Regions from separate parts of the Homo sapiens genome. Here region 1 is linked to region 2. A link is a loop called in an ENCODE intact Hi-C map of the cell type or tissue named here. Cell type or tissue: IMR-90. All regions are shown on one strand.

Region 1 (8,000 bases), 140 kb after region 2:
AAAAGTGAAGGAGGCTCAGAGCCATAAATATCTCGAGTCAGGGAGCTGAAAGGCAGCAAAGCTAAGAAGCAGACCTTAATCTTAGTCTCTAAATCCATCGTCTTTCTAAAAACCCCTGCTTAACTCCATGTTTATTTTCCCAACTGTGTTTGAAGCCCCTCAGTGGCAGTCTGTCTGAGAAGCCCCTGTGTGGAGACAGATGCTTTCTCCAAGTGGAGCTCACACTCTGATGTTCTTCATAGTGTCTTCTTGACTCAAGGTGTGGGTTTTGCTTATTTCAGGCTCCATCCCTGCCTCAGCTTCAGATACCAACCTGATCTTTAATTTGCCAATATGGAAGACTGCCGAGCTCTACTCCTGGCTTCCAGGTCCAGCACATTCTCTTACCCATGCCTGACTGTGCTAGGACTACCAATCCTTCGGTCAACTCCAGACCCAGTGCTATAGTGTCATTTCTTCATGAAGTCTGCTATAGTCAGCCCTTTGGAATATATATATATATAGCATAGGATTTGACAGTAGTTGTCCAAAGTTGGGGTAAGAGAGGATTTCAGTTTCTACTTTATGTGTTAGTGAAATAAAAAAATTTTTTGACAAAGGTTATTACTTTTATAATTAGCAAAAACAAAGATAATTTCATAGAGATTTTTACAAAAAGATTTTTGTCATCAGCTCAGTGAGACTTATGAAAATGCCTCAGCAGACAACTAGAATTCACAAATTGTCTTGAATTGTTTCACCCCATTCACTTGTCCACTTCTTGCTTTGCTCACTGAGCGGTTCCTTCAAGTTACCAACTCTAGTTTTGATCTCTCAGCTTGTTTATTTTTGTTCTTCTCCCTTTGCTCATACCTCCTTGAGGTCCTAGAACTCCCTTTCTGGTCAACGGGCCAATGATCTTTGAAGGTGAACTTCATCAAATGGGGAAGATCCAGGCATTTAGGTCCCAAAGGAAAGATGGTTGGTATATAAAGCTCCCTGCTCTGACTCCATAGGAATTCATATTCTTGCCACACCCTTAGGCATTAGGTTAAATACCCAACAGTTCTCTCATCGGTTCTTGGTATTTGCCTTATTTTTCCAACTGCATTTTAAATTCCTCAAAGGCAGATATCTTAAGTAATAGTTTTCTTTATCTTACCTAGAAGGAGCTAAATATGTTTTCTATGCCCTGGACCCAGATTCTCTCCCTGGTAAAGGGCGTTTCCCAACAGTATTTTGCAAAAGACATTTCCCAGAACTCTCACTTGCTGAGAATCTCTATCACAGGTTTATATGATAAGTGATTAGGCTCAAACTATTTATCATGGTTTACAAAGTCCTTCATAATTGAGTACGAAACTATGTCACCAGGTTCATCTTGCATCCTGTTTGCTTCTCCTACACACGCAGCCCAGTTTCCAGTCATAATTAATTTCTTCACCATTCCACAAATAAAGCATCACCATCACTAGTAATCATCATTATTCATTATGGTTTTATATGTTGATGACTTTGCCTGTTGTGTATAGAATGTCTTTCCTTCCCCTACCCAACCTGACAAGCTCTTCTGCTGCCTCCAAGACCCATTTCAGATGACTTCTCTTCCAGAAAAACCTTCCTTAGATCCTGAGACCGAGCTAGTCTGTCCTTTCTGTGTGCTCCCACAAAGCTTTGTTAAACACTAGTCACCTCAACTATATGATATTCTCTCTCTGACTACCTCAAGGTAAGACTTGGGTCTTATTCCTTTTGGGGCATCCCTAGCAGCACCTTTTATAATATCTGACAGAGTTGGCATTCAATAAATATGTGTTGAATTAATGCATGGGAGAAAGAAGTGTTCTCCAGGTAGTTACCATGATGGATTTGAATGCAGAGTGATGGTGAACAATGAAAGAAAGGAGGGGGAGTCATTTTACTGGAAGTCAAAGGGATTAGCTCTTGCATCATGCAGTGCAGCTGACCGCTCCCAGAAGGGAGACGTCCAAATGTAAGATGCAGTGCAGAACATTAAATATTGAAAGCAAAAGTTAAATATTAAATTTTAATATGAAACATTAATGCCAATAAACAAAACCAGCCAGAGAGGGACAAAATTAGGACCAGGCCGTGGTCAAAAAGGAAAGAGTCATGGCTCAGACTGAAAGCTGACCATGGCCTGGACTTTCCCAGCAGGGCTCATTGGTAATGGTCACACCCATCGAATTTCCCGGGAGAAGCAGTTGAAGGGGGGAGAAAACCTTTTATAACCCACAGCCGTAAAACTCAAGTCTTTCCTACAAAACAAAACACAGTAAAGTGTTTTAGGACCGCCAAGGCTTCAGAACTCATGGTACAGTGGAACAAAAATAGAGGCAGCAGAGAGGAAAATATGAGGTTGCTGAACCCTTGGGGCAGGAATCCTATCTTTGCTTGCACTGTGTGGGACTGGGCTCGTGTGCAGCCAAGTTGGGCAGAAAGAAACAACAACAAGAGTCATAAAAGGAACAAAAATAATGGGCTGCTCCTGTTGATGCCAATGGGTGTTTTGCCTGAATGGAAAACAACCCTGGGAACAGAATATTGAAACTAGTGCTCAAGATCTACACTCATTAGGGCCCAAAGCTTACTCCACCTGGAGATTCAGCAGCACTGTGTCTACTGTGACTGTTCAGGGTCAAGGGCCTTGTAGGACTCAAGCTAGGCCTGAAAGCTCATAAATTGTGTGTTTTCCATCAAAAAGCTAGTCACTTTGGTTGGTAAAACTGTTGATATGGTTTGGCTGTGTTCCCACCCAACTCTCATCTTATCATGGGAGGGACCCTGGAAGAGGTAATTGAATCATGGGGGTGGGTGTTTCCTGTGCTGTTCTCGTGATAGTGAATAAGTCATGAGATCTGACGGTTTTATAAAGGGGAGTTTACCTTGCACAAGTTCTGTCTTTTCTGTTGCCATATAAGATGTGTCTTTTGCCTTCCACCATGATTGTGAGGCCTCCCCAGCCATGTGGAACTGTGAGTACATTAAACCTCTTTTTCTTTATAAATTACTCAATCTCAGGTATGTCTTTATCAGCAATGTGAAAACTGACTAATACAACTGTCATTAGGCAAGGCGTTGGGTTAGATATCAGAAAGGTTTGGGTAACTTATTCCTGCACCTATGTTCAAATCTTGCTTGATAATCTTAGTTTATGACAAGTTCTTATTCTAAAAATGAAAGCTAGACCACAGGACCAGATCAGATTCTTTCAGGACAACTGCAGTGAGGTATTAGGAATCAAAATCCGTGACCATGGAAAGGAAATAATTTCAGGGCATTGGCCTTCAGGGTCAAGATGACACAGAAGACTATTTGTCTTGCTTTAAGCTTCAGAGAAGAGGGGAGAAGTGAAGAATTCTGAGAGTAAGATCCCCATCATAGCAAAGGTCTCACATAACCAGTCCCTAGGTTACAGGAAATTTAAGAGGTCACTGGATGCAAAGCCCCTACCCCAGGCCATGCTGTCACCTAATCTGGGAAAGACACAAAAGTGTTCAGGACATCAAGACAGAGGAAGTGCTCCAACAAACAAGTCTCCCATTCCCTGAGAACTCTTACAATTTCCAGGGGAAATATGGATGTGATGATAAAGGAATGAGGGTAATTTAGCTGGAAGGATAATCTTCACAAGAAATTAGCAAGCATAAGGGGGAAAATGAGCATGGATTGGTGGTTTAATTTTAACCATATGGAAGGATTAACTGATCGGTGCTATCAAGTAACCGTATCAAGTGAAAGTCAATCAGGAGACAGCTTGGGGGAAAATTAGGTTTTCTTGAAGGAAACAAGGTATGAAAGTGGATGCTGGAGCCAAGAATCACAGAGTCCATATTATGTGATGTTTTCTTTCTTCAAGTTCTCTTTGTTTTTTGTGATATATTTTGGTTACTTTTCCTTCTTTCAAATCTATTTGAGCATTTTTATCTGGCCTGTTGCCTCTTTCTCCCCACTTTTGTCTAGCTCAACGCAGTCACATGATGCTGACGAAGGTTAGCCTTAGAAGTTAGGGTAGCCTGCTGAGTTTCAGAAGAGAAAGAGAAATTTTAATACGGGTAAACTTTGCTATTCTTGATGTATACAACCTCACCTGTGTCTACACCTGGGTGAATATAATTGGCTCCTCTGGTAGAATATTGCCTCTTATACAAATAATGTTGAGTGCATTTTACAGGAAAAAAACAGAAGTTATAGTTTGCTGTTAGCAATACCAAATTATTCTTAATGCCTCACAAAATACAGAGAAAAGATTAATGAGCCAGACGGTCAGGAATAGAGCCCAGTTTTCACACTGACTCACTGGATGACTCTGAGCTGAGCTGAGTTACTCAACATTACTGAGCTTCAGTTTCCATGCCTGGAATATTACAGGATGAGACCAGATAAGTTGTTTTCAGACTATAACCCAAGGTTCCCTGATGGTTCAGGGAGAAGGGAGGCAGAGTCCACCACAAAAGCAAAGGCAAATTTGGACATTAGCTGCTTCAGCCAGAGTAGCTTCATTTCAATAACATTATTTATATATTGGACTTTTGCATAATGGTTTATGTTTAAAAATAGATTCATGCTTTAAAAAAATTGGAAGCTCATTGGACTATAACAGATGATCACTGATACTTAACAATGCTGCCCCTTTCTGCCTCCTTTTACATAATTCGAGAATCTACCTTTCTGAATATGAAGGAATTCTAGGGATCACTTAGGTAACTTCCTTTCCTTGACATCTGAGGAAACTGAGGACCAGAAGCAGAAGAGACCTGCCCAGGACCTCATGCCAAGGTGGTGACTGAGCAAGTTTAGTCTTTTGATTATTATGGGTCAATTGCTTCCTCTACCAAATCAGTGATGGTGAAACAGTATATTAGTTTGTTAGGGCTGCCATAACTGATACCATAGACTGGGTGGCTTAAACAACAAAAGTTTGTGTCCTTACAGTTCTGGAGGCTAGAAGTACAAGATCAAGGTGCTGGCAGGGTTGGTTTCATTCTGAGATTTCTCTCTTTGGCTTGTCATCTCCTCCTCACCACCCTTCTTTTCCCCCCATGGTCTTTCCTCTGTGAGTGTCTGTACCCTAATTGCCTCTTCTTCTAAGGACACCAGTTATATTAGATTAGGGCCCATCCATAAAAGCCCATTTAATCTTAATTACCTCTTTAGAGGCCCTATCTCCAAATACAGCCTCTTTCTGAAGTAACTGTGGGTTAGGACTTTAACACACAAATTTTGGGGGCGTGACGGGAACACACAATCACAATCCAGCCCTTAATACCTGGCGATTGTAGAGACCATCTAGAGAGTTCTTTTTTTTCTTTGTTTCAATACATTTGAAATAGTAACATATGCACTTGTTCAAAAGAAGTGCAAGCAGTTCAGAATGGTATACAGTGAATAATCACACTAGCTTTCCAGTTTCTTTTACCTGGCCTGGAACAACTACTGTTGCTATTTCTTGTGCATCTTTCCAGAAATAGTTTAAGTATATTTAAACCTATAATATATGAGTGTCTCCCTAGTAAATACTGAAGAGATTTAAAACAAAAACTTTCCTCTGGCTTAATTCCAGATTAATTAAATTAGAATCTTAGAGGTGGGGTGGCCCAAGTGTCTGCAATGATAGGGTAGATTTGGAAAACTGCTCTAGACCCTGGCTACTCAGAGACTGGGGTCTGAGACCCAGCAGCCTCTGCAGCACCTAGGAGGTTGTTAGAAATGCAGAATCTCAGCCCCCACCCCAGAACTACTGATTGGAATCTGCACTTTAATAAGATCTTCTCTTAGGTAATTTGAATGTAGACAAAGTTTGAGAAGCTAGGGAACTTACCTTTTTACTGGAATTTCCGCTGGGCCTTCTAATCAGTAGGGGATTATATTGAGCAAGCCCAGCCACAGGAGAGGAGAATGTGCCGATGCCTCTATGGGCAGAAGACAGGCTTGCATGGTAGCCTGTCTCTTGGGCCAACAAATCCTCTGATTTCATTTCCCCCACAAAGAAGGGGAAGGGACAGCCTCAAGAACTGCCTTGCCATACCTTTCTTTTGCAAATTCTCAAGCCCCAGTTTGGGATGGCAGTTCCTGAAAAGCCTATTTCAGGTGATCCCAGTTCTGCAATTAGACAATCTTTTGATGGGGAACAAATGTGTCCACCGTGAGCTGGAGAATGGCTCCGGTAAACCAAAGCAAACACACTGCAGAATTGGCAGCCCAGCTTTCCTCTGGCCTGGTGCAATAAATTGCTGAGGCCATCATCCGTGGCAAATAACCCAGCTAGGCTGCCTGGCGGGCCCGGGAGGGAGGGAACAAGGAAGGGAGGTGTCATCCAGTCAATTAGCCACAGAAAGAGCATTCCTTCCTGGAGGGTGGATTTACCTCTTTTCAGCACCACTAACTCAAATGTCAAACAAGTTGTAACTGCCATGAAGAATAGGCCTTAGCTACAGTATTTTCTTTCTGTAAGAGAGGAAACAACCTGCCCCTTTCAGCTTTCCCTTTTGGAGTTCCAGGATTTGGAATGGGGCCAGGTGGACGGCTTGTTAGCAACTTTTCTACTCCCTCCCAGCTCCTACCATCAGTACTGCTAAAGAAGACCACTCCTGAGTCTCCTAGAGCTGGTTGCAAAGCCAAAGCTAGAGGAGGGGGAGGAAACAACCGTCTGGGGTGGCTGTGGCTAGATGTCAGCCTCGGTTAAATTAGAGGATGTTTCCAGCATCTGTAAATTCACCTAAAAAAGAGTTAATGAGGCCTTGGATTCCACTCAACTCTGGAATGAACCAAGATGCCCTTCACAATCCTGTTATGCCAGGTGTTCGCCTCAAAGAGGCATTTATGGGAGACACCAGTTTTGGCAATTCCCTTTGGCAACAACAGCCAAGCTGTGAGAACTGACCACCTGGGGGAATGTTAGGTGCCAAGAGCTTCTGTGGCTTGTCCAAAACCACTTGGCATGAAGACTGCTAGGATCACAAATCCCTGAACCTGAGCCCCAGAAGGCAGGCACTGCAGTTTGTGGACTGTCTTCATGGTGTGTCTGGCTGGCTCTTTGGTGTGGAAGGCATGTAGGAAAGTCTCAATGCTAGGCAATGGGGATGATGTCTGGGAGTGTATTCCACCAAACCCTGGAGCTGCTAGGGCACATCTGGCCCAACCTAGAACTTTAAGGCTGGTGGACATCTCCATCAGGGAGGAGACAGCTTTCCAAAGTGGTTCTCATTTTTATTCATTACTTGGTAGGGGGGTGAGGGAGGTGGTAGTGAACATTTGACCTCCACTTAGGGGGACTGTGTAGACACAGACAAACTTTGATGCTCAGGGACTAAGAGGGCATGTTAATCAAGGCAGCAAGGGGCAGGAGGAAATGTTGAGTGAGCAAAAGCTGATTCCTTTGGGTGGCGCTGAATGGTAGGGGCTGAATTCTAAGAGGAGTGAGCAGGGCTGGAAACGAGAGAAAGCAAACAATCAAAAATCTGGTGGAAGATGGGCACAGTGGCTCATGCCTGTAATTCCAGCACTTTGGGAAGCCGAGGCAGGCAGATCACTTGAGGTCAGGAGTTTGAGACCATCCTGGCCAACATGGCAAAACCCTGTCCCTACTAAAAATATAAAAATTAGCCTGGTGTGGTGGCATGTGCCTGTAATCCAAGCTACTTGGGAGGCTGAGGCAGGAGAATCACTTAAGCCCAGGAGGTGGAGGTTGTAGTGATCATGCCTCTGCACTCCAGCGTGGGTGACAGAGTGAGACTCAGTCTCAAAAAAAAAAAAAAAAAAAAAAATCAGGTGGAATAGGAACAGAATGTGGAGTGAGACCAAGAGCAAAAACTGAGCCTGGGGGCTCCTAACTGGTTTTTCCTGGCTTCCTGATTAGAGCATGACACCATTAACACATCATCAGCTTAATTTAAAGAAATGAAATAGGGGGTAAACATAGACACAATACACACAAAATGCAAATACCTCGTTCCCTAAACTGTGCACATAAAGCTGTGGTTATTCAGGTCCCTCTCTGG
Region 2 (8,000 bases):
GCGGCGGCTCAGCGACTAGCCGGCCGCCCTCCACCGGCGCCTCCGGACGCAACCTCGCCCTGGCAGGGCGGTCTGCGCGTCCAGCTGATTGGTGGCTCTGTCCAGCCGCCGCACGGAGCTAAAAGTGTTCTTCTCCACCGCCTCCAGCCGCCCAGGCCCCCTCGCCCGGCCCGCTCTCTGGCTCTTCGGTCCGGAAAGGACCTTCTACTCCCAGGCGGAGGCTCCCCTTTCCCTGAGTTACCCCGACTGACTCGGACCTGGGCTCAGTGAGGCATCCGGCCCGGCTGGGGAGCGGAGCGCGGTCTCGGCAGCTCCCCTTCCCTTGAGAAAGCGGGAACCCTCTAAGCCAGCGCCCGAAACTCGCGGGGAGGGAGGACAGAAGGGAAAAAAAAAAGAAAACCCAGAAAGAAGCATCCAGCGAGGAGCGAGGGCGACGGAGAGGAAGAGATAGAATGAGGGAGGGATGGAGGCTGGAGGAGGGGGCGGGGTGGAAGAAGGGGGGCGGGAAGGAGGGAGGGAGGGGGAAAGAGAGGGAGGGAGGGATACAGAGAGAATGAATCCTTCTCACTAGAAGAGCTGAAATTACCTTGATTCATTTTTTTGTGTTGGAGGTTTAGCTTTACCTCCTTCCCTCTTCCCAACCTCCACCTCCTCTCCCCACCGCACACCACCTCCACCGCCTGATTCTAAATGCTACAAAGTCAAATTTTAGGAATTCGAATGTTTTGCAAAAGCTTCATAATTAGTAATGAATCTACTGTACACACACACACACACACCAGCAAAGAGAACGGAAAAGAGGGAGGTGAAGAGGAGAAAAAGAGAGATAAATCTTACATTTGAATCAGACATTTGCAGGTCCAAGTTAACTAAACTCATTATATCCGCAGGAAGACTGAGTTTCTTTTTTTTCTTTCTCCCTTTGCCCCAGGGTTCTCACCTAGGGCAATTCAAACTGGGCAAATACCAAGAAACAACCCCCTCTCATGCTCTCCCTCTACCTCCTCCCCTCCACCACGCGTCCTCTCCGGAAGACAGTATCAAAATAGCTCAAGAATTGGGGATGCAAGGGGTCCCCGCCCTGGTGCTTACCTTCTTTGCGGCTTACACCACCCCGGTGGCTAGATCCTGGAGATAAACACTTGCATTTCCCAAAGTTAACCCAGTATACCAACCCGGAGCTTGCCAAGAGTCTATTCCAGCCTACACCGCTAGGAAGCCAACTTCAGCGAGCTCAATGAGGGGACCAAACTGGGGCTCGCTTTCCAAACGCTCCGCTCCAAAATCTGACTCTCTCTCCAGCCCCGATCTCAGTGTGAGCCGAACCTCAGAAAAGACGCTTTTTAAGGGCGACACAGGGTTGGCTTTACAGCGGGGCCAAGAAGACTACCTGGGGGTACCGCCACCTCGGACAAATCCGTTGGCTCTGTCCAAGGTGCTGAATGGACTCCTATCGCCCGGATTACACACCCGGCACAGCAGGAGGAAAAGGCTTAAAAATCTCTAATTAAGTGATACTTGATATTGCTCTAGACGGTTTCTTCCACTTCCTTACGGTTTGTCACGTGCGGATGGCTTTGCCAAAGCCATCCTGTTAATAGTTGATCACATGTTGATGAGAACCTTTTCTTCTACGAGAGGATTACCCATTACCGGTGATATGCACTTCTGACTTATTTCTCTCCCCCCAACCCCACCCCCCATCTACACCTAAACTCCCAGTCTTTACCCCACCCTTACCCCCACTCCACCCCCTAACCCCAACCTCTAACAGCATTATTGTTTTTAGATGGAAATTAACCCCCTTGCAAATGTCAATTACATGCCCACATATAAATCATAGAATATGATCATACACCATACACATTAAGGAAAAGAATAGAATGCAAGACTGCTGAGAGACAAGCATCAGCCTTGAACAACCAATATAACACACACCCCCCCACCCAGCTCCAAGTTTGTTCCACGCAGTTCCACATAGCTGTGTCAAATCTCAAATGATTCCAATTAAAGTTGCACTGTGTAAAAACCCGATTCCCCTGGCCTGAGTAGCTGCTGTTCTTTGGCGTGTGAAGTGCTAGGAAGAGCCGTGATATGCCCGTTGTTAAGCAACATGTCAAGATTTTTCAATTATAATGCAGGTTTTATTGCTACTCACCATTGTGCCTTTGCTGTCCTGGAGACTCAAGTGTCTTAAAATCTCGTCTCCCCAACAGATGCTGGAAGGTAATGTGTCTTGTTTGAAGTCATCATGTGAGAAGTTCGGCTTTGCTCAGTGGATCGCCCACCACTTGGTGTGACTTATGAATCTAATAACCCTTTGCAATATCCGCAAGCTTAAACTCTCAACCACCTTGGCGACTACAGAAGACAAAGCAACTGGCATCGATGTCGAAAAACCTATAGATTTACGCAAACGCCCTCACTCCGAGAGACACGTTTCCTTTTGAGTTCTTACGTGATTCTAATGAATGAGCGAGGTTACCAATGATTGCCCAACTGCCCTGCTATGTAGCAGGTGTTTCCTAGGGCTGCCTTCTAACCGCCCGTTACTGGGTCCTGGCACTGAAAGTTCCCAGAGAAAGTGAGGAGTTTCAGGGTACCCCTGTAAAAAAAAAAACTCAGCCTGCACACCGCTCCCTTGCCCACTACGCAGGTCACACCTGGGGCTCCGGCGAAGCTGAATTCGGCTCGGGAGATTTCCCTGTCGCCAGGTAAGAAAACCTTCGCCTTGTCAGGCTAGGGCGGGAAGACCGCTGGGGAACTTGTTGCTTATCAGCGCCGGCAGACTACCGCTTTAATAATAATACCAGAAAAGCGCAGCAGGGAGGGGGTGGGGGGCGGCAACGGCGACGACTAACCTCGCTGTTTACGTGACCGACTCACTGTGACTCTCTGGGTAAAAAAAGGAAACTTCTTAGAAAAGTTCGTGCCCCTCCCCCTCCCCCATCATGACTAAGGGTCTCCAGCCGATGAGGTCGTGAGTGATGATCAAATGGGGACTGGGGGGAGGGGGGCGAGTAAGTGACTTGTCCTTGGGAACATCTGCATGCGTCGAAGCGCGAACCAGCCCAACAACTTTCCCTTTTCCTCTTAGGTACTGATGACTAGGCGAGAGGCACCAAGGCGAGCCACTAGTTGCCCACAGGAACCTGTGTAAGCCGAGCTCTCGAGCGGCTGAGTTGAATGAAGTTATGACTGCGTTTGCTCTAATGGGTTATGGCTTCCCAAATGTGAGTTAACAGCCCCGGTGCGCAGCTAGGTCGGAAGGCGAGCCGCGGAGAGCGGAGCCGCGGGCCAAGGCAGGGACGGGAGGGGAGGCGGCAGGTTGGGCGCTCCGCTGCTGCTCGGTGCTGCTTCCCCGGAGCCGCTTCCTCATCCTGCGGGGGCTGCCCCGCCGCCGGGGTGCCGGGGTGAGCGCGGCGGGAGCCAGGGCTGGGGTGGCGAACCTCGGAGGGGGCTCTCCCAGGAAGCCCTGCGGTTAGCGCCCGCGCTTCCCCACCAGTGGCTGCGCAAGCTGGGAAGCGAAGAGGTCACGTGTTGGCGGAAAGTAACTTGGAGGCGAAAGGATGAACTTTGAGAAGAGGAAAAAAAGCACAATGAAACAAACTACCCCCTTGGAGTGTCTAATAGAGGGGGAGGCGGGAGGGGGGGCGGAGGGGCGCCGCTCTCCGCGGGAGATGTGGGGACGACTCCGGAAATCTCGGGAAATAGGCAATAACTCGAGCTTTGGCAACGTCCCCCAGCCTAGGGAGGCGCTAACGCAAGGTATCTTTCCACTGAAGCTGCCCTTTGCCTACCCTCAGCCATCGCTAGCACAGCAGAGCAGAAGAACCAGGGATGAATGTAGACCAGTTGTTATGGAGATGTCCGTCGCTCTGAGGAGCGCTAGTGCCCTGGGAAGTCCCCAGACGCATTTCAGGTTTCGTCGTTTTGGCACTGACACCATGATTTTACTCGCTCTGAGTTCCCACCAAGGGGAGCCCACCAACGGCGTCACAGGCCCTGGCCGTGGCGCTATTGACTGCAGGGATGAGGCACAGCGATGCTGCAGAAGATGGTGGATAGCTCTTAAGTTTCAGACCACCCAGCCCTTTCCAATTTCCAGTTTCTTTATTCCAGTCAAAAGTGCTTTGTTTGAATATCATTCTTGCTTGCTTATGTAGAAAAATCTTACTTACACGATAGGATGATTAGAAGCAACAGAACATAAGCATTCAGTGGCTGCTTCAAGGTCCTCCCTCTCCCATCCCAGAAATGCCTTCCTTATGGAAAATAAGTTTTACTTCCCAATTATGTGCATGGACCTCTGTTCATTGCAGCCCCCATTGGTACTGGGTTATTATTATTAGCAGTAAGTCTAGTGTTGAGTTCATGCTTCTCTAGAAATGTTTCCAAAGTCAAACAGGCTTATCTTAGGCTCCAGATAAAATATCTGTATACAAAAGCTTCCTGGTTCTCATTAGGAGTAGTTCTAGATTTGCCAGGCTCCTGGAGACCTGAGATGGGTCCTTATGAAAGGATTTCAGAAACCCTCACAGTCATCAACACAACAGTTCTCGCCAAATGAAAGGACTGCTCAAATTGCCCACAAACTGCCACTTTTTGTCCATCCATGAATTAGCCAGCAGATGCTGCCCTAAGACTGGGACAGCTGGTACATACCATTCTCAGAGGTCTTGGGGTACAGGCTTTGTGGACAAAACTGGTTTTTTGAGAATGGAATCCATAATGCTGTTAATAACTTTCCTTGCCTACTGACAAATTCAATGACTAGCACAGATCTGCAATCTTGAAAAGACATAAGGAGATGACCACTGTATATGAACATATTATTCCCCATTGCCATCAATGTGATATATTTTTCTGACTCTTTTGTCAACAGTTTGTGGTCTGTATAGAAACTATCAGCTACTCCTCTGCTGGATCTTTATTCTGAAAATTATATCTTACAGTGGGATACCCTGAATTGTTGGTGTAGGTGCCTGAGGATTCAGAACATGAATGACTGATTAGTTTGAAATCATTTAGACACATGATTGTACTGAAGATATTTCCCAAGAAATATGTTTAACCAGTGCTCTTATTTCTTGGAACCATTACTAAAACCTCCAACTCAGGGACCAAAATGATGGACAAGAGTTGCTAAATAATAAGGGTTGATATAGGGAGCTAGGGAGAGTGGTGAAGATATGGTGTTTGCCATATATCTATATATACCTATTCCCACTTTGGATTTCTCAGTGATCTGATAGACAATTCTCTTCTCTTGGTGCACTATCAACTCTCCAACCTTTTATCTCCATCCACTCACTTACATAATTTTTTTCCATCTGCAGAAATCCAGTGTCTAATGTAAGTAAAGATTGCCATAATTTCATTTGTTAAGATAGATGCCAAGCACTGTATGTGTCACAATTTTCATCTCAGTAGCACTTATTCCTGGGGTTATCTTATTTTTTCATACAACCCCAATCAGCTGTGATATGAATATCACACTTCTCTGGCTCATTTGACCCCATTTATATTTAGTAATGGCAAGAACATTTCAGACTGAATAGTGAACAAATCTTATTCCTTAAGGATCACTACCTAACAACATGACCAAACTTAAAGCAAAATGTATTAATACAACCTAGAAGGAAGGATTTTTGCTTTCAAAATATGGGTATTGCACTCCTTATAGATGAGCTGTTTAATATTCACAGTTTTCTACCTATGCCACAGTTATAAAGCTTGTTCTTTGCCCACATCTTTATGAAGATAGGTTCAAAAATTAATACGAGGCTCATCAGTATTAGGAGGCACAAAAACTTCACTCAGTAGATGTGTAGTCTTGGAATTGGTGGGAGATGGGTAACAAAGCAGGAGTCTACAAAGTCAGAAATGAAAGAGAACTCCTTTTTCTTAGAAAACTAAGAAATAATTGGAGTACCTCTTAAGACAAAGTCCACTGTCTTTATTTCTAAAAGGAAATTCAGTAAGTCACTTTTAATAGGATGGTTTGTGTATTCCTTACTATATATCAAGGAAGACAAAGATGAGATAGTACTTCCATTCTTTTCTCCCAACTTGTCTTTCCAAATCTATTTGGTTGTAGTTAATTTCCAGGCTCTCCATCTCACCTGGAGTTGGATAGATTATTTCCATCCTTCCTTCCCACTCTTACTTCTCCTTCCTTTTCAGTACTTATTCTGTGCCAGGGACTCTGATGGGACTGGTGATCCACATGTTAACAATTCTCTACCTAAAGTATCTCAGAAGTTAAAGAGTGCTTGGTTAATAATAGCTGAGAGGTCAACAGTGCCTTCCCCTTCATTACCTCAGGATCACTTGTTACAATCAATGCAGAAGAGTAGTCACAGAGAAGCTCCTGATGGTGATATAATTGCTATCTTGGAGCCTAAAAAACAAAAAACAGGTAGCAAAAGCCTTCTGTTTATGATATAAGAAGAGCTTCTGACCAGGTAGGAAGAAAGATTGGCTCTCTTAGTCACTTCCTGATCTCTAATGGTTCTCCACAGGTAATAGAAGGAGAGGCAAAGAATCACGACACACAATTTGGAAAGCCTTCTGAAAGCAAGAATAGGCAATGATTGCCAAGAACCTGGTATTGAGCTCATATTTAAAAAGAACTCAAAGAATCCTCAATCTACCAAACCTAGTTATAAAGGAAACAATCAAAACTTCAAAAAGAAGTAAGCAAGAGAAAGCCTTGGGAAAGTCATGATTTAGTTTGCAATAACCTCTGTGCATTTCTGAGCCTGACAAGCAAGCATGAGACAGAAGATCTGGACATGACTTAACTCAATTTCAGAACACCAGACAACCCTATAATGAGGCTGAAGCAAGACCACATGGAATACTGAGGAAGAACTGAATGACTCTTTCTAAACCATCTTACAGAAAAGAGATGAATAAGAGGAAGTATGGGTAGCAAGTAAGAGAGAAGTGACATTGTTAATATGAAAAGTTGACAGGGAGATTAAGATGGGTCAAGAGCATGTCAGGTCAGGACTTGCAAGATGTACTTAACTAAATGTAAGTTCATATTAGGAATTGGATAAAATGAGAAATAAAAACTCCAAGGAGTCACAAAACTTAGGATCATGGAAAGGCAAGTGAAAATTAGTAAAAAGAGCCAATTTTATATCATGATAGGGCCTACCAAGGTGTGCTTGACATCTAATCTGCCTAGAACATCTGGAAGGAAACTTTCACAGATGCTAAACTGTGCTTCTTATAATTTAATGTGCACATGAATCTCCTGGGCAACTCTTTAGAAAGCAGATTCTAAGTCTGGGGACAGCATCAACAGTTGGCATTTTCAACAGATTCCCAGGTGATATGAAGTTGTGCCACATTTTGCACAGCAAAATACTAAAGCTTGCTGCCCCAGCCTATGGTTTCATTTGCATTATGGCTTCATTAATACACTTCATTAGTAACTGAAGTGAATGCTATATAACAAAAAATAATTCAAGGAAAAGACCTGTTCCTTTAACTCTAATGTTACACAAACCACAGACTCTAATTTGCTCCTGAACCCATTAATTCTAGAAAGTTCTTAAGCACAGTGGACATCAACCTCTTATTATCAGTAACATTGGCTATAGTTTGAACATTTATCATTTTGTACCTATTGGAGTAAAAGAAAAGAGAATCCATTTGGAATATATTGGGCACATTGCACAATGGAAAAGTCAGGGAAAATTATTCTAGTCATGTAAAGAGGATTGGTTAGGTCATATTCTGAGTCCTGAGCTCATTCTGGGTTTCTTTCTATAAATAGGATATTTTGGAACTAGAGAAAGCACAGCAGAAGGCAACCAGAATGACAGAGGGATTTGGGGAATTTGCTTCTGCTGAAAGGTTAAGGAAACTAGGTCTGTTTTCTTTTGTAAGGAGAGAAAAGATGGTACCTCACTGAGGTGATATCATTCTAAAAGTAGTGGAAGTAATAGGATGAGACAAGAGTGCCTTATGGAAACAAGAGTAGA

Evidence for each region. Hi-C counts contacts between places; a loop is a spot of excess contacts. Peaks named below come from ENCODE experiments on the same cell type or tissue, not always from the same donor. Only the 100,000 strongest peaks of a DNase experiment are listed, where the experiment ranks them.
Region 1: it touches region 2 in a loop (2.1-fold over the local background); 2 of 110 quality-filtered maps call a loop at or near these places.

Annotation. Positions count from the first base shown.
Region 1 is chr11:27,857,925-27,865,924 of GRCh38, forward strand. No RefSeq gene overlaps it. Among named protein-coding and RNA genes, the nearest start is that of BDNF, 160 kb to the left of the region's middle. In IMR-90, no CTCF peak of the experiment used is centred here; a DNase peak (open chromatin) is centred at 4,327; H3K27ac peaks cover 143 bases.
Region 2 is chr11:27,719,254-27,727,253 of GRCh38, forward strand. It overlaps LOC124902652 (a long non-coding RNA gene), which reads left to right and starts at 2,989. Exons shown (of 2, transcript XR_007062633.1): 1 at 2,989-3,233; 2 at 6,525-8,000. It also overlaps a transcript of BDNF not described here. RefSeq lists an enhancer at 2,727-3,235. In IMR-90, CTCF peaks have their summits at 1,228, 3,988 and 4,630 (motif pointing right); DNase peaks (open chromatin) are centred at 88, 1,438 and 3,118; H3K4me3 peaks cover 3,440 bases; H3K27ac peaks cover 1,913 bases.